Linked DNA regions of Homo sapiens: region 2 is linked to region 1. Evidence: chromatin loops called from intact Hi-C (ENCODE). Cell type or tissue: PC-3. All regions are shown on one strand. Links, peaks and the distances in the headings refer to the core of each region. The heading gives the core; the rest is flanking DNA. Region 1 has its middle 26 kb from the start of MIR302F. Region 2 has its middle 460 kb from the start of LINC02879.

Region 1 (12,026 bases), core at 2,023-10,022:
ATTTAGAATACGAATGATAGTTTAAAAGAGCCCTGGATGATAAATGAAGATCAAACCTATAAAGCAACAAGATGGACAAAGGACGAATCATAGAATCCAACACTATAACATTCACTGTTGATATGACATGAAGTTATAACCTATCTCCATTTGGAGAAAAAAAGGAGGATGTCTGTAGAGATGCAAGGTCAAGGGAATATAAATCAAATAAATATAGTCATTAATGCCAAATTAAATAGCTAATATCCTTGATACTATGTCTTTTGTAGTGTGAAATTCAGGAAGTGAAGGGATTGGGATAGAGGATTTTGATTTTCATTAAATCTTATAGATGTTTTGACTCCTTAAATTATGTGTGACTCCTTAAATTATGTGCATATAGATTTTTTAATAAAAATAATTTAAAACATTGTAGATACCTTTGATAATTAGAAAGATTATAAAGTAGTCTGGAAAAGCTCATAGAAGATGACCTCATTAACACATAACAAATACCTAAGCTGTGATGTTCTTCTGTTGAACATAAATTATTTCACAGAACATCATTATAGAACCAGAGGTACTCTATAAATATAGTGGATAGAAACAAGTTCATTATAAAACCATATCAGAGTATAGAGAAAAATAAGAAAACTGTGAAACCAACAAAAATTACCAATGAGTGACTGCTTCTTCTTTACTAATGACAGCTTTAGCCATGCTCTTTCCCTCCCATCTTCTAATTCAAATTATTAAGTTACACAAGTCTTCGTCTTTTTGACAATTTTTGTCTTGGATTAACATTTAAAACCACATAGGGGGAAATTTCTGCTTCAACTTAAGATGTAGTATAAGAGACAAGATTCGTGATCTCATCCAGAGCAAACAAAAAACATATAAAATATATGAAGCAATGGTTTTAAGACACTGGTATCAGGCAATGAAGGACTCCGTTCCCTGAGAAAGAAGACACAAATGAAGTGAATCTGATGACTGCCAGCTTATGGCCTTGATAGAAGTTCCAGGAAGAGGAATAGGGAGGGAAAATCTAGACTAAATGCAACAGGTTACCTATGGAGATAAATCTAAAAGTCAGAGGAAAACAAAGCAGCTCGAGTTCACAGGGCAGAGTATACGGATGGGGAGTGTAAAATAGAGAGAGAACGCCTTCACCATAAATACTCAGTTCAGTGCATGGGTGAGAGGTAATTACCCAAAGCCAAAGATGGAACAACTGAAAAGGACTAGAGGTAGCAGCAGCTGGCACTGACACAGGGCTAAGAAGAATGCCTGTTCCCATCAGGTAGACAGAAAACCTTAGAATACATAATGCCTTGAGTAGAATAATAGAGAGTATATGTCAGGAGTGCAAAATAATCAGGTTTATATTATGTATTCTCAACAGGGAGTGAAAATTGGTTTTTGGGAATCAAGAAAATCTCAGTAATCACAATATTTTATATACCTTTAAAGAACGACAATTATAAATTGAATATACCCAAATCTGTGGCATTAAAATTTCATGGGAGAAAAGTGATTGGGGGAAAAATCTAAAAAGACTTTTAAAAAGCTAATTTAAAAAATTTTAAGAAACACTGTTCTTACATTTATCATTTTAATCTCAGCTAACAAATCTTAAAAGAAAAATTGGAATGATTTAAACTGTTTTAAGTAATTTGCTTTCCGCAGTAAGGCTTAAGAATATTACAGGAATGCAAAAATATTCAATGCACAATAATAAAAATTTTACAATATCTGCCATCAATAAAAGATTACCAGGCATGAAACAGAGTAGAAAAATTAAAATCTGGTCTTTAAAATACATTGTTAAGAGAATGAAAAAACAAGACAGCGACCGGGAAAATACATTTGCAAATCATATATTGGATAAAGAACTTCTATCCAGAATATGTAAAAAATATAAAATACTAATTTTAAGAAAACAAATATTACAATAAAAAATGGGAAATTATTTGTACAGACACAGACACTTAACCAGACAGAGACTATAGATGGATAGATCTAGGTAGATAGGTAAGTAGGTAGGTAGGTAGATCGATAAGGAATGGCAAACAAGCTAAGTACATAAACATATGCCAACAATTAATTATTAGGAGATTTTAAATTAATATGACAATGAAAGACTAATACATTTAGAATGGCTAAAAATTAAAAAACTGACTATACTGAGTTTTGGGAAGATATAGAGAAACAGGAAATCTCATACAGTGCTGGCAGGAATGCAAAATGGTAAAAACCAATTTGGAAACCAATCTGACAGTTTCAAAAACATTAGATACAAATACTTACATACTATCATACTTAAATATGATCTATCCTCTGCACTGTAAGGCTTTACCCAATAGAATCGAATGCATATATTCATAAAAAGACTTGTACATAAGATTTTCAGGGATCCTGTTTATACAAGCATGTCTTGTATTGAATGATTTTGGCTTGTCTTAGGCATTGACATTTTCAGTATACCCTAGATATCCAGGATATCCTAAATCTCAGGGTTATGTTTTTTTGACAAGTTACATAAATTCAGCAAAGTTTTTTTTTTTTCACCACAGTAGTCAGTGCTTAAATCACTTAAATTCCAAAACTACTTTTTTTTTTTTTGTAATTTTGTAAACTTTTCAGTGGGTCAACCTGGATTATGCTCAGGAATTATCAGTAACATATGTACTCATGTGATCATCACACTCAATTTTTTAAAATTCTTGCAATGCTTGCTACTATCTATATTTTTATTTCTGTACATTTCAATGTCAAAGTGCCAAAGCACAAGTATAAATTCTGTGGTGAGTTTTCTGAACAGTGGATATTTATAAAAAAAAAAAAAAAGGAAAAACAAAAGCTCTTTTGAAGCTCTTAGTGAAACATATTCATTCACCTAATCTAATCTAATTCATTCATTAGATATTCACCTAATCTCAGAAACCATGGAAAGTCATACATAGACCAGCATATACTAACAGATAAGCATAAGAGAAGTACGATTTTCTCAACCAGGACCAGAAAAGTGATTTAAACGACATTTTTGATTAAGAGAAATCTAGATGAAGAAGATAAACCATCTGTGGCAAAAGATGTCATGGCTTTCTAAACTGTGTACCACCCTCAGTCTTTTAGCTCAAATAATTATTTAAGCATATTTTTATCAGAAGTATATTCTGAATACAAAAAGGCAAGCATATTTTCATGTACCAGGACAAAATGAACTTTAATAATGAATAACTATCATTCTCTGTATTCATGGCATAATCATAGGTACAAATAATTTCAATGCAGAAAAACGTTATAAATCACTTGTAGATAAGGCCAGTAACGGTAGCAAATTTTTGCAGAGACTCTCCTAATAACTTTAGGGTTAATGAGAAAAACTACACTGTTAATGGTTGAGATAAATAAAAATATTGACGGGTATTTGTGTGAAAGTACAATGTTTATTCAAAATTGAAGCAAGGCATGAATAATTCTCTTGAAGGTGTTGTACATTCTGCCCATGTTCTGCATAACGCCACTCACACAGCATCTGATGTCCTTTCTATTGACATTGAAATAATTGTCAAGAAATATTTTTACTTCATTTATGCTGTTTGAACTGAGCAATTTATGAGTATTTGTACATTTTTTAGCATTTTGTAGTCTTGCATTCTGTTGTATTTTAAAAAAAGTTGGTCCTCTTTATCAAATTCAGAGAGCTGTTTATTTGAAGTATTAAATCTTGCTTTAATTCCAATGTCTTCCAAATATTTATTAACTGTTTTGTTTTTGTTTTTGTTTCTTGGAGACGAGGTCTTGCTCGAAGTAGCTGGGACTACAGGCACACACTAATTTTTTATTTATATTTTTTGTTGAGACAGGGTCTCTCTGTGTTGCCCAGGCTGATCTTGAACTCCTGGCCTCAAGCCATCCTTTAGCCTCAGCCTCTTGAAGTGCTAGGATGACAGTTATAAGCCACTGAACCCAGTGGGTTGACATTTAAAATAATCTAGTAATTAAAACCTATTACTTCTTATGCACAGTTTTCAATACCTCTTTAGAAATAAGATTATACAAATTGATAGAAAAGCAAATTAGATAATTCAAGTGCTGCATTACTTAAAATAACTTGTTGAATGTGCTAAATAAATAATTTATTTTAAAAAACTCTTTAAATGTTAGGACTTTCTTTAAAAGGAAAAATGTTATTTATATATAGGAAAAGAAATTTCAACTTTAGTTTAAAAATTATTACAGCATTTGCCATAACTATTTTAAAAACAAATTTTAGCCCTTGAAAAGTTGATTATTTTAGCTGGATGTTACAGAAGGGAAACAAAGGAAATTATCACACATAGTGTTGATGAAGGGAATAAAAACAGAAGGGAAACAAAGGAAATTATCACACATAGTGTTGATGAAGGGAATAAAAATTAATAGCATGTTCCTTTTTTGACATTTAAAAAAGTCACTGATCAACAGGTGCAATATAATCCTGAGAAAAGAAACACAAGTTATTCCATGAATAATATATTTCGTGAGTCAACAAATCAAATTTGAAGAACAATTGTCAGATTTATTAATTTTATGCTAGAAAGGTTAGTATACCAACTTATAATGCTAACGTTTGTGTTTACTCATTAGTGAATGTTCAATGAACAAAAGAACAAAAAAGATGGATGCAACCAATGGCAATGTAAATGGAACATACACCACAACTGCAAAACATTTTATATACAAATTAAGCCAAAAAAAGAACATTTAAGGAGAGCAAAATCTTTAGGGAAAGAAAAATTAAATAAATCACTATGTAATTTAGACAAATATAATTTGTTATAGATAAACAAGGAATAATTTTTAGAATAAGCATGGTATTATTGTTTTGTATAAGCATTTAGAAATAATTCAAATTTAATAAAGTACTTGCTTAAGGACCTTACTGTTTATTTTTATTTTCTAAAGATAGCAACATTATTGGTATATGGATGTTTGTGACAGCTTTATTTTTAATAGTAGAACCTGTCAATATTGCAGAAGTCCATTTGTTTAGTCCATTCGGGCTGCCTTAACAACATATCAAGGACCGGGTGGCTTAAACAACAGAAATTTTTTCTCACACTTCTGAAGGCTGGGAGGTGTAAGATCAAGGTGCCAGACAATTTATTTCCTGGTAAGGGCTCTCTTCTTTGCTTGCAGACATCCACTTTCTCCATGAATATGCAAATGGTCTTTCCTTTGCTCTCTCAAGGGAAGAGAGTGCTCTCTGGTGTCCTCTTTTAGGGACACTAATCCTATTGTATCAGGGCCTCTTCCTTATGGCCTTAATTTCTTCCTTAGAGTTCCTATCTCTAAATACAGCAATGCTGAGGGTTAAGGTTTCAACCTATAAATTTGCGGAGGGACACAAGTATTTAGTCCATAACATGCATTGAAAGATAAATGGAAAAAGGACTGTGGCATAGTCATACTGCAAAATATTCTTTGGAACTCAAAAGAAGCTGTTAATACAGGCTATAACATGGATGACTCTCAAAATAATTATGCTGCTGAAAGAAGTCAGGCAAAACATATGTATTATATTATTACATTTATATAAAAGTCTGGAAAGTGCAACTAATTTATGATAAAATAAGTAGATTAGTTGCTGCCTAGAAATGGGGAAGATGGTTGTTTGAAGTGTGGAAGGCAAGAATTATAGAGGAGCATGAGGAAGATTTTGTGATGGTGGATATATTCATCATTTCCATGACAGACTTTATTTGTTCATGCATAGTTATGCTACAATAAAACTGTTAAAAAATCTTATGATGGCCACTGCCAACCCATGAGGCTCACTGTAAATATTGTTGCATAGAGCTGGAAGGTTTGGTCTCGCCTCTAATTGGGAAATACTGATCTTTTTTCCAAGTTCTAGAGATCCAATTCTGCGTAATCAGTGTCATTCTACTGTGCAAGTTCTCACTGGGTTAATTCTAAAACTGCACCTGTCCTTGGACAAACACCTGCGTTCTTCATGTTTTCTCCTTATTCTTAAATCATGTGATTCTTCCTGACTGGCATAATTTCACCAGGTACAGTTTGGATTTGCAGTAGTCGCTTTGGATAATTTTGAATATAAGCAAGATTGTTTTATTTGAGAGGTGCTCTAGACCAAAATGAGAAAAAAAAGTCAGACTGTTCAATTATCTGCATTCTTTAATTGGAATGAAGAAGCCTAAAATTTCAAGTTGAACTCAAACATTGCTTCACCAAAGCATTCTTTAGTTAACACCAATGAAAATTGTGAAAACGTAAAACTACTTCATGTTGTCAATACATCCAAATCATGTTGTCCTTCTCTTATGTTATCTCCCCCCCTCCTTTTTTTCTCCTCTTGCTCTTTTTGAGCCAGAGGTACTACTTCAATGCCCCTTAAGAATGCAGCTTGCACATGGAGAAGATATTGGCTGTTCTGTAGCCTTAGATCCTTGGGTCATTGTTAAAGAATCAGGACTTAAAATATAGTGTTATTGAAGAGTTTAGACTTATCATGGACTCAGATGCTCTAAACCCTGCTGACCTCTACCAATCAGAATATCTTTTGGTGAGCTTGGGTGATAAATTTAGGTTGAGAAAAACTAATTGTCACAATCCTGAAGATGATTTAAAGCTGCTGTATCTTTAAGAAACAATAATAGATGCAGAATACTATATATGCATGTATGTTATTTATAATATATTTAACATATACAAACACATTCATCCTAAATAAAAAACAAACATATTATACAGATAAAAAATCATATCATTAGAATTCACATTTTCTGAGTTTTATCTGACACAAATCTTCTTATGGTGGTCATAACTTTTAATATCTCAATGTTAATATTTCTTGTCTCTCAAAAATGTAGTAAGAGAAAAAATAACTAGTATTATCCTAATTTCTCTAAGTTGTTACAAAATTATGGTGAATGTGAAAACACATCATAAAGTTTTCAATAAAAATGTATGTAACCCTATAAAATGAAAGATAATAGTATCATTTTAAGTGCAGTAGTAAACAAGTAGCACATAAGTAGCATTTATTTAACCACTAATTATGATTGCAACTCTTCTTGAAAAATAAGTATGTGTGTTTTCCACTCTGTATTTTTTACCATATTATAAAAATGTACTTGTATTTTCATTGTGTTCCAAATTCAAATTGTTACAAAAATCAATTTTTAATGTAATTTTGACATAGAAATACATGTCAAATTAGTTTCTATTTCTGCACAGTAAAACTTTAAAACTTTTCTAGAAACCCATGGCTTCTTTTTCTTAACTCTCACCTTCTGTATCTACACAGAGAATTCATCTTGACTTCTTAGGCATTTTTTTTCCTTCCGAATTTGTCTCTCTTTTCCTTTTCTGATCCATGGCAATTTCTTCGGGGCTTGCTCAGGTCATCTCCCAATGTTTAATCTTATAAGTCACCTCAAGAACTACAAATTTGTGCGATTCCTTTTGTCTGGATTCCTTTCAATGAAAGGGGGTCTTATGCTTGTCAGTTTCTTTCTTCTCCCTGAGTATTCACTCCTGACCCCTTCCATTGAGTTTTAGGCCACACTGAGTTCTTCATTCTCTGTATTCTATTACCCTTAAAAATAGCATCTCACTCTTTGTATCTTAATTGGTCTTCACTTATTTTCTTCAGGTCTTTGTGGATGAAGAGACAATCTTTTATTTTGATCACTCGTATTGTGCCTTAATATATTTTTGGATATAAAGTTTAGTTTTCAAAAATACTAGGTGGTTGTTGATTGCCTAACTTATAATTCTACATATATGCGTAACAGTTACTTAAAGCTACTTAAAGCTACTTAAAGTTACTTAAATAAATGAAGTACTTTATAGATACATATTTGATACAGTATAGATGCAAAGTTACTGAAAATTATGTTTTAATGCCTACAGTATCAGCTACATCATAAAGAAATGAGCTCTTTCTGGCTGGTTTATATAGGAGTAAAATGCTGTCTGATAAGAATATTGAATTTTCAATAGTTAAACAAGGCTAGAGCAATGGAGGGCAATCAAATTGGCTATAAAATACCTATTTAAAGAAGATATAACATACTAAATTATCTATAAACTACTACTTAAATTTTATGTGCTAAATTATTTATTATTCTCCTTATAGAGATTTAAAGTCACCTTTGATCACCAAACCCAGTCCTGATCCTTATCCCATCACACACAAATTTGCATACATAGCATACTCTTCAGAATGCTATGATCAGGTTTAATTTTATGCAATGTTACATGACATTGTAATTTATTTTTCATTAAAACAGGCAACTATTGGTAAATGATAGGAAAGGAAATGTTTTAAAAGCAAGCTCCAGAACTGAATTTCAATTTGTTTAGGTATTAATAGCAAAAGTTTTAAGGATTTAAATATACGTGTTTTAAAGAGAATCCAAAGCAAATATGAGTGTTACAAATATTAATATACAAGAATATATTATCTAAGGTGGAACAAACTACTATACATTTTAATTAACCTTTCTACGTAGGTCCAGATCATTTGTATTTGCCACATTCTTACAACTGCATTAATTAGGTTTTACAATTATATTGGTTTTACAGATGAAAAATCTGAGGTCCAGAAAGTTTTAGTAACTTGGTCAAGGTTACATGGCTAGTAAATGACAGACCGAGGTCTTTAAACCAAACAGCATGATGCTACAAATGGTTTGTAACTACTGTCTGATATTGTCTCCTATACATTGTCAATGTTAACATTTACAGTCTCACAAGTTGCCAGGCTCTGTTATGAGTATATATGTATGTGTATATGTTCACATATAAATTCACAGCAATGCTTTGGGATCGATCTTAGAAAATATATTTCAAGATATATTTTCTAGATTATCTAGAAATATATTTCAAGATTAGTGTAACCCTAATCTACAGATGAAGATGTGGAAACACAGAGATTAGTAAATTTCCTAAGTTTGCACAGATGAAGTGTGGGAAATTAAGATTAGAACCAAGACTATCTTCCTGAAGTCCATTCTGTTAACCACTACAATAATATCTCATATAGAAAAAATACAAAAAAAGTCAAATGAGTTAGCATTGCTATGTTCATACATTTATATTTATATTGTTTTACTATACAGTTTCTTACTGATCAATCTTCTTATTTCAATATGTTAATTAATTCTTCTACATTTTAAGAATCATTCAAATTTAATAGTAAATACTGAGGACAATGAAGATCAGTTGACTGAATCACGACATAATATTGTCCTGAAAAGATGTGATTTTCTATCATTGGGATGCAAGATATTATAATATTTCCTATTTGCGCAATAAAAATATCCAGCATTTCTATTTTAAGGACTCTGGAAATTTCATCTAAGCATCATTTTCAGTGACTGTTTTTGATCCAAAGCCTGTCAATTGTTACTTCAATAAACTGTTTTTGTGATGCCCCATGGTAAGTTACTTACAAGAGTGTGATCCTGAATAAACCATGGATTTTATGTTGTACTGGGTTACTGATTTGCCTGGTCAACTTGAAGTGATTTTATTTTACTAGATTTTATTTGTATTTTTAATTGTCTAAGATGAAAAGAAGGAAGGAAAAAAAAGAAGGAAGGGAGGGAGAAAGAGAGGGAGGAAGGGGAAAGGGAGGGAGGGAAGGAGGGAGGAAGGAGGGAGGAAGAAAGGAAAGAACTTAAAGACGAAAAGAGAAACGCAAGTCTTCTTCCTGAGGTCAAAGGTTAGCTGCAAGTACTCTGTCTCAGATGATAATACACATTAACTTGAGCTTGTAGATAAAAAGGATTGGTGAGTACTAAAATGATGTAATGTTTTTAGGTTCCTGAAGATGACAGCAAAATGGAGGAGGCAGTTAAAAACAGTGAAGAAATGCTCAAACACTGAACGAAAGTACCTAATTCAAATCCCAGTTGTTCCGTTGATAAGGACACGACCTTTGGTAACCTTCCTACACCTCTCTTTACCTTCATTTTTACACCTGTAAAATGAGGATAATTATGATACTTTTATGAATTAGACTACACAAAAATATTGTTTATATTCGCCTCTGACCTATAGTAAGGACAGTATTAGCATTTGCCATCAGTTATTTGTATTTTTAAAGTTTTTATTTGATTATATGATATAGTATTTTACCAGTGGCTTTTATTTCAGCTATCTTGAAATATATTTTCTTAATTTTTAGTAGTAAATTGTTCAGTGGGGCCATTTTAAAATGACTTCCCAAACTAATAATTTAATAAATTTAAAAGAAACTTGCATTGATCTGTTTTAGTAATCTACATGCCTCCTGAATCAAAATGATACTTCTAAATTTTATTTTGTTTAAATGCTTATAGTAGCTCTTGCATAATAAAAAAACCTAAAAACAGAAAATAAAAACACACAAACAAAATAACAACAGAATACTTATGATTAATCCAGACTGAAATACCCACATTCTATCTCATTTTATACACATGAAGTTACAAACATAACTTTTTAATTGCCTATCACTAATATATCTAGACCATACAATTTGCAGAAATAATTTTAATTTTTTAATAAATCTTCTGACATAGCATCACCATTATGCTAAAATCTTGATAATGTTTTTAAATCTGATTTTAGTTTATTTGACAGACAAGCATTGAAAACATATTTTTAATTAATGTAATCAATCTTTTTTTTTAACGTAAGTTGTGCTAACTTTTCTTTGCTTGGAAGCATGATGATTATAACACTGGAAATCTCACCATGTCAGATGTCCTATTTAAGATCATGCTTAAATTGCAAATTTTAAAACACAGACATTTTGTTCATTTTGTGGTTATACTTTCCATTCCACCTCTGTGATTCAAAGCACATAAAAGAATAAGTGTTCACAATAGAAATGACAATAAACTTCCTCAAGCAGTACTGCCCTAAAAATTAAAGCAATAATAAAAAATTTCTCCCCAACTCACTGCATTGGCTTTTTAACCATGATTCATATAAGGAAACACACACACACACACACCCCAGATTAGAAGAAGAAGATATAAAATCTTCTTATATATGTGGGGGTAAACTTTTCTCATATTCTACTGCTTATGACAGTAAAATCTTTTGGCAATTTATCAAAAACTCAGTAAATTCTTGGACTGTAAGCAATGACATACAAACTTCCAAAGAGCCACAGAGGAATAGAACATTGAATTGTTTATATCCTGGAATGAAAACAAAAAAAAACAGCTAGTGAGAAAGAGTTCCAAAATATAAGGAAACATGTTATGAAAGTTAGCAATTTTTGTTGTATATGTATTTTTTCAAAGCACATACAGAAAATCTAGTCCACATGTAACATAAAATGTAATTGAGAACCACGCAATTCATTCATAGAGACATACATTTATTCATTTGTTTATTCACCACACTCCCCACACCACATTCTTCCACTTTAAGATCTGGAGTTAGCAGAAGTGATTCCAACCTCACCACTTAGTATTATATAAACTTAAACTAATTATTTGTGGTATCAGGACTTCATGCTGTTGTTAAGATTACATCAAGTCATGAATATAAAATAATTAGCACAATCTCTGATACGTAGCAAATGTTTATTGTATGTTGTTCAATTTTATTAATATTTCATGCATGTTGTTGATCCATATATGATGTGAATTGGGACCCTGATCACAAGCTGAGAAGACTATTATGGTATAAAAGGAAAATGCATAAATAATGGTCATGCAATGTAGAAAGTGGAAAAGAAGGGCATAAGAGAAATATAGAAGCATGTTCTAACTTTACAATTTAGAAACAATAGAATACTTGTGGTATATAATATTTTTGACTTCTAATGTATAAATTTTTTCGCCTAAACTATATTTACCCTCTTCCTCAAAGGCACAGCTAAACATGACTCAGAACTTTTCTGATCTTATGTGGTCACCTACACTTTGTTGTTTAATGAAATATAATCTCATCAATCGGTTTACTCAACTTTATCAGAATAGACATATTGAAAACTTCCAAGCATGGTTCAAAAGGCCCTATAGATTGTG
Region 2 (12,026 bases), core at 2,356-10,355, 650 kb before region 1:
TCAAAGGTAGTTTGGACATTTCTTACTAAGTAAACATTGTCTTAGAGTATAATCCATCACCTATATTTCCAAGGATATTTCCAAGTGATTTGAAAATTTATTTCCATAGAAAATCTAACAGATGAGTGTTTATAGCAGTGTTATTGATAATAACCAAAAAGTTAGAGCAAGTTGTTGACCTTCAATAGGTGAATGAATAAACAAAATGTGGTGTATCTGTACAATAAAATACTATTCAGTGATAAAAAAAGGGATAAGCAATCAAGCCATATGCAGAGATGCATGCATCTTAGCTGCATATTAATAAGTGAAAGAAGCCAATCTGCAAAAGTTTCATAGTGTATGATGCCATTTGTATGACATTCCGGAAGAAGCAAAATTACATCATCAGGAAACAAATCAGAGGTTGACTATGTTTCAGAATGCAAAGAGGTTGACTACAATTGTGGAAACATGATGCCACGGATTTGTCAAAAGTCATAAAATTTTTATAACATAAGGAGTCAACCTTAATATAAAAATTTTAAAATATCATTTAGGTGGTTGGAGATATCAGGATATGATGCAAAATGTGCCAAATCAACTAACTCTAGTATAAATGTATGAAACAAACTTACTAAAGTGAACAGGTAAGAAAGGAACTGACATAGGGTAGATATAGATCAAGAGAATTTAATTGAAAATCTGAAATCAACCTTAATATTTAAGGTTAATTATTTATTTTCTTTCTTTCTTTCTTTTTTTCTTATTTTTTTTTTGTGAGACAGAGTCTCGCTTTGTTGCCCAGGCTGAAGTGCAGTGGTATGATCTTGGCTCACTGCAACCTCCGCCTCCAAGGTTCAAGCAATTCTCCTGCCTCAGCCTTCTAAGTAGCTGGGACTACAGGCACCCGCCACCATGCCCGGCTAGTTTTTTTTTTTTTTTTCCTTCGTATTTTTAGTAGAGACAGGGTTTCACCTTGCTGACGAGGCTTGTCTGGAACTCCTGACCTCAAGTGATCCACCTGCCTCAGCCTCCCAAAGTGCTGGGATTACAAATATGAGCCACCGCACCCAGTCCAATTTATTTTCAACAAGGGTGAAAACATAATTCACTGGGGAAAATAGTCTTTTCAAGCAATTGTGCTGAGACAACAGGATGGGCACATGAAAATGAATCACACACATACAAACATTAATTAAAAATGTATTATAAAGTTCATATAAAATCTAAAACTATTTTTAAAAGATTTAAAGGAAATATAGGACTAAATATTCATGACTTTGGATCAGACAAAACTTTCTAAGATATTACACTAAAAATACAAGCAACAAAGGAAAAAATTTTGATACATTTGGTTTCAACAAAATTAAAACCATTGTACCTAAAAGGACTCCATCAGTGAGTGAAAGCACAAACACAGACTGGGATAACATTTTTGGAAATCATATATCAGATAAAGATTTGTATCTAGAATATTTGAGAATTCTTACAACTTGATAATACAAAGACAATTGGGGAAAGTGTATGAATGATCTTATGTGATGGCTAATAAACATCTAAAAAGATGCTCAATGTCATTAGCCATTTGAAAAATGCAATTCACCACAGCAAAAGAAATACCACTTCATAGCTACTAGGATGGCTGTTATAAAAATGACAGACCATAATGTGTTGACAAGGGTGTGAGCAATTGGAACTTTCAGACATTTCTAGTTGGAATATAAAATGGTGCAGCCATTTTGGAAAGTAATTTGGTAGTTCCTCAAAAGATTAAACATAGAGGTGCCTTATAATTCAGTGAATATACACTATATATATATGTAATGAAAACATGTTTCCACACAAAATCCTGTGCCCAAATGTTCATAGCAACATTAGTCATAATAGCCAAAAAATAGAAACAACCTACATGCCTCTCAACTGACAAACAGATATATAAAATGAAGTATACCTAGATGATAAACTATTATTAAGCAATAAAAGGGCTTTTCTAGATATAGGGATGGTCAAACAGGGGTAGTTTGACTTCCTCCCTTCCTATTTGACTGTCTTTCTTTCTTTCTCTCGCCTGATGAACCTGGCCAGAACTTCCAATACTGTATCAGATACGAGTAGTGACAGAGGGCATCCTTGTCTTGTTCCAGTTTTCAAAGAGAATGCTTCCAGCTTTTGCACATTCAGTATGATATTGGCTTTAGGATATTCATACGGGGCTCTTATTATTTTGAGATATGTTCCTTCAATACTTAATTTATGGATAGTTTTTAACATGAAGGGATGTTGAATTTTATCAAAAGCCTTTTCTGCATCTATTAAGATAATCATTTGGCTTTGTCTTTCATTCTGTTTAATCACATTTATTGATTTGTGTATGTTGAACCAAACTTGCATCCAAGGGATGAAGACTGTTTGATCATAGTGGACAAGTTTTTTGATGTTGCTGGATTCGGTTTGCCAGTATTTTGTTGAGGATTTTTGCATTGATGTTCATCAAGGATATTGGCCAGAAGTTTTTTCTTTGTTTGTTTGTTTTTGTTTTTGTTTTTTTAATCTCTCCCTGGTCTTGGTATCAGGATGATGCTGGCCTCTTAGAATGAGTTAGGAAGGAGTCCCTATTTTTCAGCTTTTTGGAATACTTTCAGTAGAAATGGTATTATCTCTTCTTTGTACATCTGGTAGAATTCACCCCAAAAGATTTTTAAGCTGATAAGCAACTTCAGCAAAGTCTCAGGATACAAAATCAATTTGCAAAAATCACTAGCATTCGTATATACCAACAACAATCAAGCTGAGAGCCAAATCATGAATGAACTCCCATTCACAACTGCCACAAACAGAATAAAATACCTAGAAGTACAGCTAAGTAGAGAGGTGAAAGAACTCTACAAGAAAAACTACAAAACACTGCTCAAATAAATCAGAGATAACACAAACAAATGGAAAAACACTCCATGATCATGGATAGAAATAATTAATATTGTGAAAATTGCCATACTGCCCAAAGCAATTTATAGATTCAATGCTGTCCCCATTAAACTACCATTGACATTCTTCACAGAACTAGAAAAAAATTATTTTAAAATTCATATGGAACAAAAAAAAAAGAGCCCAAATAGCCAAGGCAACCCCTAGCAAAAAGAACAAAGCTGGAGGTATTACACTACTTGACTTCAAACTATTCTACAGGGTTACAGTAACCAAAACAGCATGGTGCTGGTATGAGAACAGACATATAGACCAATGAAACAGAATAGGGAACCTGGAAATAAGACCTCACACCTACAACTATCTGACCTTTGACAAACCTGACAAAAGCAAGCAATGGGGAAAGGATTCCTTATTCAATAAATGGTGCTGGGATAATTGGCTAGCCATATGCAGAAGATTGAAATTGGACCCCTTCCTTATACCATATACAAAAATCAACTCAATATGAATTAAAGACTTAAATGTAAAATCAAAAACTATAAAAACCATGGAAGACAACCTAGGCAATACGATTTCAGGACATAGGGATTGGCAAAGATTTCATGCCCAAGATGCAAAAAGCAATTGCAACAAAAGCAAAAATTGACAAATAGGATCTAATTAAACTAAAGAGCTTCTCCATAGCAAAAGAAATTATCAACAGATTAAACAGACAACCTGCAGAATGAGAGACAGTTTTTGCAAGCAATGCATCTTACCAAGGCTCAATATCCAGCATCTATAAGGAACTTAAACACATTTACAAGAAAGAAACAAACAACCCCATATAAAAGTGGGCAAAGGACATGAACAGACAGTACACAAAAGAACACATGCATGTGACCAACAATCATGAGAAACAGCTCAACCTCACTGATCATTAGAGAAATGCAGTAACCACAATGAGATACCATCTCACACCAGTCAGGATGGCTATTACTAAAAAGTAAAAAAATAACAGATACTGGTGAGGTTGCAGAGGAAAAAGAACACTTATACACTGCTGGTGGGAATGAAAATTAGCTCAACCACTGTGGTAGACAGTGTGAAAATTCCTCAAAGACCTAAGGACAAAAATAGCATTTGACCCAGCAATTGCATAACTGGGTATATACCCAAAGGAATATAAATCATTCTGTTATAAAGACACATGCACACATACGTTTATTGCAACTCTATTCACAATAGCAAAGACATGGAATCAACCTAAATGCTCATCAATGATAAATAGGATAAAGAAAATGTGGTACATATGCACCATGTAACACAATGTAGCCATAAAGAACAATGAGATTATGTCCTTTGCAGGGTTATGGATGGAGCTGGAGGCCATTATTTTAGAAAACTAACACAGGAACAGAAAACCAAATACTACGTGTTCTCCTTTATAAGTGGGAGCTAAATGATAAGAATACATGAACACATAGAGGAGAACAACACACACTGAGGCCTATCAGAGTTTGGAGGGTTGGAGAAGGGAGAGGATCAGGGAAAATAACTAATGTGTACTAGGCTTAATACCAGGGTGATGAAATAGTCTGTACAACAAACCCCCATGGCACACATTTACCTATGTAACAAACGTGCACATGTACCCCTGAACTTAAAAAAAGTTTAAAAAGCAATAAAAGGAATGAACTACCTATATTTGCTACAATATAGATGAACCGTTAATCATCACTCAAAATTAAAGAAGTTAGTTGCAAAAGAAGATATATTTCATGACTTCATCTATATGGAGTGTTCAGAATAGACAAATCTATAGGAAGAGATAGTGGATTCATGATTTTCTGGGACTAATTTGGGGGAAATTGAGAGGAAGAAGAGAGTGACTGCTGCTGGTTACAGGGTTTCTTTCTGGAGTGCTAGAATTATCTTAAAATTAATTGTAGCAATAGTCATACAACTCTGTGAACACCCTAAAATATCCGTTGAATATTACACTTTAAATGGATGAATTGTATAGTATGTGAATTATATCTTAATGAAGTTGGTAGAAATAATCTATAGTAGCCTATTACTACTGTCTTCGTTTTGGCATGGATATTGAATGTGAACAAAATAGGTTTCAATGATACAGATAATTCTCCATTTTGTTTCAGAAAGCATTACTAATACTGACATAAGTCTGCTTAAGTATTCTTTATACTAAAATTATCTCAATAAAATATTTCTCCTTGGGACACATGTATACTGATGAGCTGAAAATAAAAGGAGGCTATGACTGAAAAAATACCTAAGGGAAAAAAAGAGAGAAAATATAGCTTGAATAACCACCTCTCCACAGATTTCTCACGTTCAAAGGGTACAAAAACCAACATTAGCTCTAAGGATAGAAAGTGGCTCTGTGGCTTCATCAGAAAGGGAGTACGTTGTGAAACATACTAAGGTGAAAGAGAAAAACAAAGCCAGGAGGAGTATGCCTAGCAGGATCCTACTGATAACAATAGTGATAATTAATTACATGTGCAGTGTTCAATGCTTTCCTTCCTGACAAGACAGCAGCAACACTATTATACCTTGCAGAGAGAAATTAAGGCCAAGAGAGCTCACCTTTGAACTACCTCTCTAATGTGTCATGTGTAGCCTGTGCTCCTTGTAATGAGCACAACCAGGAGAGGGCAGGTCTTCAGCACAAACAAAATACAGCATATAAACCAGCTGCAGAAAACATCCAAATGCATTTGAAAAGATGGCCACAATCTCAGAATTTTGATAAATATTTCTTTTCTAGTGCAATTGTGTTGTATTATTTGGCTGTGTATTTTCAACTTGAACTGTTTGAGAAGATTTTGCATGCTGGAAATGGCATTGGTGCTCATTCCCAGGCCTTGAAAGATTATGTTTAGTAGGTAAAATAAAATTGAAATAATTTTATAGCAGAATGTTTGGAACAAAATTCCTTAGATATGCACCATTTTGAAAAACAAAATGATTCTAATATTACTTAAAACAGCAGGAAATAAAATTTGCAAATTGTAGTTTTAAAGTTTCTGATAGTCATTATTAACAGGCTTTCCTTTTCCTGTTACTGGCATAATGTAATTCTCAATGTGAGTGCAGTACGTTAAAATCAGTAATTTTGGTTTTGTATCCTTATACCTTTTAAACCTCAAATATAGCCTTTGTGGGCCTTGGTTTTCAATTTGGATATCACGTAGTATCATCTAATTTGTAGGGTTATCCGGGGGATCAAGAGGGATATGTTTTAAAAACTGTTATTTTCTTTAAAATTGAAGGCATTATTTTTGGAGTTTATGCACAAGCATGCTTGGAAGCAAGGTCGACAAGGTAAGATATTAGTGACAAATTGACTAAATCAAATATAAATATTTTTTAAAAGATTTTATTGATAAGAACATTACCATTGCCCTGTTAGATGGTGATTATGGCATTGACCCTGGGATTTGGCAAGGGCCACTATGCTAATAATTATATATCAAGTTGTTTATTTTTGGCACCCACATTTCTCTCTTATTATTTTCCTTCCCTGAGACTATGCTACTGTAGGAAATCATTCAAGGATGTCAGCTGTACTTTTTATTGCTCACCTAAGCCAGATGTTATTTTGGTCCATCTGTTCCAGCGTTCTCTGCCACAATATGAAAAACAACTGGGGGCTTTGAGGTGACACAGTAATTAACCTTGTAAATGGCATTAGTATCACAAGTGAAACCAACACTTCGTTTTGTGACTTTAGTCAATTAGCAGCAATTAATCTTGGTTGCTTTGCATAATAACCCCATAATATTTTATAATTTGTTTAATGGTGTATGCTGTAAAAGTATTGTCCTTTGTTCCATTTTTGTTGATGTTTAGATTTCCCTCCCTGTTACAACGAGCTTTGGATATATCATTCTTTATGTTTGGGGAAATTATCTTTACTCCCTTGTGAATTATTAATTTGTTAAAAAAACATAAAGGATTGCTCAGTATCCATTGAATAACATTTATAATTTACTTTATGTTTGTCTTATATTAATTTGAGCCATTTTTAAAGCCAAAATGAAGATGTCTTATTGGAAAGATACTAAAACAACATTTACTAAAAAAGATTTTAGGTTATAGAAGTAAAAATTTAATAACTGCAATGGAGACTGATGAATTTAAGAGCAGATTAAACATAGAAGAGAACATTACTCTTTGAGAATTAATAAATTTGAATGTGACTCAACGAAGTATATATTTGAAAACTTACACAATAGAATATAGGTAAGAGGCAAAGAAAGGCATTTAAAATAAACTGTAACAATAACCAGAACAAAAGAATGTAGAAAAAATGAAAAAATACTGGGAAACTTTCTGATCAGCTATATTAAGAAAAACTTTAAAAAGTATTTTTCAGGCTGAATGAGCTACATCTCAGAAGTATAAAGGAAAAAAATTAAAATATATATTTTTCAAAAATTAAAACATTTTCAAGAAATTAAATTTAAAATTTTAGTGAAAAATATTTACTTATACATACAGAAGCTCAAGCAGTTTAAATACAAAAAAAGGACTGACATATTAGATTCAAACTTCTGAAAAAGAAAAATATTGAGAGTATCCTGAAAGCAATCAGAGAAAAAAGACATTACATATGGAAAAACTAATCTACAACTGCTTGCCAAGTTTTCACTAGAAATAATAGATGACTAAATGCAGTGAAATGTCTATTTTAAGAGCTAAAAACATTTAGGTATTCATATATCTAATATTGGGAAGAATATAATATTTATATTAAATACAAGAAATAAAACATGTTGATAATCTTGAGATGAAAATATTCCTCAAAAAATAAGGCAAAATAAAGACATTCTCAATGAAATCGTGAGAACATTTATTTCAAACAGTTCCACACAGTAAAAATTGCTAGGATAAATTATTGAGTTTGGAAAGAATTTCTTTCAAGGAATTGATAGTTTGAAGCAAAGTTATGACAATATAATAAGGGTTTATAGTATACATAAAAGTAAATGTAAGACAATATTGATGGTTTTAAGAATAAAACGAGATTGATGTTCAAAGCAAAAATAAAGATAATGTACTAGGGGTTATAATTATTAAAAAGTAAAATATAAAACAACAAGAAAACAAGATATGAGAAGGAGGAAATGTAATGCACTGCCATGAGATATTTACACTCTTTGTGACATAATATATTATCTAAAGGTAGAATGACATAAACTAAAAATGTACATTGTAATCCTTGGAGCAACCAGTAAAAATGAGAAAATAGGTACGGCTAAGAAAGAAAATGCAGGGAATAACATGAATTGCTAACACTGTACAATTCACACAACTGAATTTAGAAAAAGAGGTACAAAGGAATAAAATAGTTAATAATAAAGAGCTATTTTAAAAGACATATCAATAAATATATTAAGTTGAAATAAATCTCCATTTAAAAGCTATATAATTTCAGTTGTATACAAAAACAAGCCCCAATTTCATGCTCTTTATAAAAACCAAACTTTAAATATAAAAATAAACAGTTTGAAAATGTTTAGAAAAAAACATAACTGCAAACACTAGACATAAATTAGCTAGATTGGCTACAATAATACTAGAAAAAGTAGATTTCATTAAAAAATTATTAAAGAGATAAAGGGAAATATTTTATAATAGCAAACATTTTAAAATGTATAATAATCCTATATGTAAAAGTACCTAAAAACAGCATTTTTATGAATGAAGAAAGCATGAAGAAAGGTTGGCCAAATTAAAGAAAGGGGAAAAAAGCAAACCACAATGAAAATATGAGGTTTTAATATTTCTCTTTCAGCAATTTAAAAAAACAAGTAATAGAAGGATCAGAAAAGATGTTGAATATTTGAAATATAACTATTAAAAACTTTATATTGATAATTGGAAGTTTGAGGATATTTTAGAATACAAGTATTTTTAAGTGTACATAGAACCTTCACCAAGTAGCATCAGATAATAAATTCCTACAAGCTACTTGCTCTGACCATAATGATATTAAATCAGAAAATAGTAACAAGAAGAATCCAGGATAATGCTAAATATCTAGGAATTAAGTAATACAAACTAAATAAAACACATCTGATAGAAAAATAACATAAATTATAAAATATTTAAATTGAACTACAATTTGTAAAAATTACTGTTTGGAATGCAGCAAAAGTTTTTGTTAGATAGAAGTTTAAATTTTAAGTGTATATTTTAGAAAAGGAAAAGGACTTCAATCAAAATCTAAAGCTTTCACATTAGGAATATAGAAAAATGAAGGGCAAAGTAAACCTAAGACAAGAAGGAGAAAGGATATAATAATTAGAGTGGAAATATATGAAAAAGAGTACAGAAAAACAATAAAGATATCAATAAAGCAAAAAACTATTTCTTTTAAAACATCAACAAAACTTACAATTCTTTACCTAGACCAATTAAGAAGAGAGAAAACACAGATTAATAACTGCACCACATATATATATATATATACACACACACACAATAACATGAGTACAACTCATGAAATGTTGATTAAAACAAGTTAGAAGCAAACAAATACATATTATGGTTCCATATATATACATATATATATTATTTTATTTATTTATTTTTGAGACTGAGTCTCACCCTGTAGCCCAGGCTGGAGTGCAGTGGCACAATGTCAGCTCACTGCAACCTCTTCCTCCCAGGTTCAAGCAATTCTTGTGCCTCAGGCTTACCGAGTAGCTGGGATTACAGGCGTGTGCCACCATGCCCAGCCAATTTTTGTATTTTTGGTAGAGACAGGGTTTCACCATGTTGGCCAGGCTGGTCTCGAACTCCTGCTCACCTTGGCCTCCCAAAGTGCTGGGATTACAGGCATAAGCCACCGTGCCCAGCCATGTTTTATAAAATTATTGTTTCAATGATGCATATTAAGGAATGTTATGGTCTGAATGTTTGCATACCTCCAAAATTAATATGTTGAAATCCTAACTGCCAAGGTGAGGTTATTGAGAGATGGGGCTTTTAGGAGATGACTAAGTCACGAGGGCTCTTTGGATGGGATTAGTGTCCTTATAGAAAGAGATCCTGGAGAGCTTGTTTGCACTTACTTCCATGTGAGGCTACAATGAGAAGACAGCCGTCTATAAGAAAGCAGGGCCTCACCAGACACTGAATGCGTCGTTGCCTTGGTCTTGGCCTTTCCAGCCTCCAGAACTGAGAGTAATACATTTCTGTTGTTTATAAGCCACCTAATCTATGGCATTTTCATTACAGCAGCCCAAACGCACTAAGATGAGGAGATGAATCTATAAAGAAATGCAAGTGAGAATAGTGGTTTTCTCTGAGTAGTGATTAAGTGTGGAATGAGGATGGCACTCGAATGGTTGATAATGTTCTATTATTGTTCTGTTGTTGTGCTTGCATGGTGTTCATTTTCTGAAAAATCACTGAGCAGTACATTTTAAAATATTTCTTATCTATATTTGTTGTATTTCACAATTTAAAAAAGATTTTTAAAACAAAGTTAGTGGTTCTTATTGAACAAATACAAGTGGTTTTCCAAAGTAAATACTTCTCTAAACTTAAAAAAACAAAAACAATAACAAGTATATATATAATTTGACTCTAAATTATTAATCTCTTCTCATGTAGTCACTTCAAAATAATACCTTCAGTCCTAATGTTATCAAACGTAACACATTTGATGAAAGTTAAGACATGTACATGTACATGTCTATGCCAATGCTAAAAACACATTTTTGGTTCAACGTTCTTTTCTAAACTAATGACTAAACTAATTACTGTAAAACATTTGACTGTTTGGAGATGGTTTTAATCAATGAATTTGAACCACGAGTGTAATTATGTAGATGTATTAGCTATAGTGAGGCCTCTGTGTGTGTGGGTAAATCAACTATCAAAAACCCAACAAAGTCTAGAGAGCCGAAGGCTGGTTCTTTAGTTCAGCATTATAGGAAGACAATTTAAAACAAATGAATTAGAAACTATTTACCTTAAAGGATAAATACAATTGATATTGCTGTAAATGCTTGAACATTAGCCAAGTGCATACATTTCAGATCATTACTGAACGCAAACTAGATTAAGTGAATAAACACTGCAATTCCCATATACTCTAATTTCATTAGAACTTCCAGATATTGAAGGTCAGACACTGTTCTTGGTGTTTTATATTTACTATTCCTCAAACTTAAAATCTCACAAAAGAACTTGTAATCTTGATCTAAAGAAACAAAGGGTCATGGGGGGAAATTACCAAGTCTCAGATTCAAATATGTAAATTGGTAGAAGAAAAGTTTGAATCAAAATCTGTCTACGTCCAAAGACTTTTCACTATCTATCTCACTTATATTATCATTTTTGATAGTAATTTTAAAATCTATCTATATAGTAAGATGTATATGTAAGATATATAGTTGTATATATAAGATATACAGATATATAATAAAGTATAATATATATATTTGAGGCACTTGCACTCTTTTACTTGATGAATATTTTGTAATATAAAATAGAAATCCACATCCATCTCCAAGATTCCAAATGTATGTTCAATTTCTTCTTCTTCCACAAATAACTCAAATAAGGAAGCATTTATATTTATCTCCCTCTTGAATATCCAATGAAACAATTTTACTTGCACAGCTACATTAGAACAGTCTGATGTTATTTGTTGTAGGGATGACTTTACCATACCTCACTACTTCATTTGTATACTCAAAATCAACAGAGATTTGTGAGCTTTTATATCCATTCTAGTACCTTCTACTTTAACAATTGATTTGCCACTTGGATAAATCACTCTTATTCCTCAAAAAAGGCAAAAGAATATGGTATTTGCTCTAAAGTTCCCAGCCTCTGTTGTGGTTTATAAAGACGGTCTGCAGAATTTAACTCTTGGAATAGAGAGACATGCAATTTAATTCACAATGAGCCTCACCCTTGTGAAAAAAGATGTCAACAGTAATGATATGTTTGGTGTTTTTAAACCACTATCCGGATGTATAGTTCATAGATTTCATAAAAAGTGGTTTAAAAATAATACCAAACATATCATTACTATTGACATCTTTTTTCACAATATCTGAAAGTTCTAATGGTGCAGTTACCTGAAA

The links. Hi-C counts contacts between places; a loop is a spot of excess contacts. Peaks named below come from ENCODE experiments on the same cell type or tissue, not always from the same donor. Only the 100,000 strongest peaks of a DNase experiment are listed, where the experiment ranks them.
Region 2: it touches region 1 in a loop (4-fold over the local background); 5 of 110 quality-filtered maps call a loop at or near these places.

The regions. Positions count from the first base shown.
Region 1 is chr18:30,266,698-30,278,723 of GRCh38, forward strand. No RefSeq gene overlaps it. Among named protein-coding and RNA genes, the nearest start is that of MIR302F, 26 kb to the right of the region's middle. In PC-3, for the core only: a CTCF peak has its summit at 5,223 (motif pointing left); no DNase peak of the experiment used is centred there.
Region 2 is chr18:29,611,532-29,623,557 of GRCh38, forward strand. No RefSeq gene overlaps it. Among named protein-coding and RNA genes, the nearest start is that of LINC02879, 460 kb to the left of the region's middle. In PC-3, for the core only: a CTCF peak has its summit at 5,592 (motif pointing right); no DNase peak of the experiment used is centred there.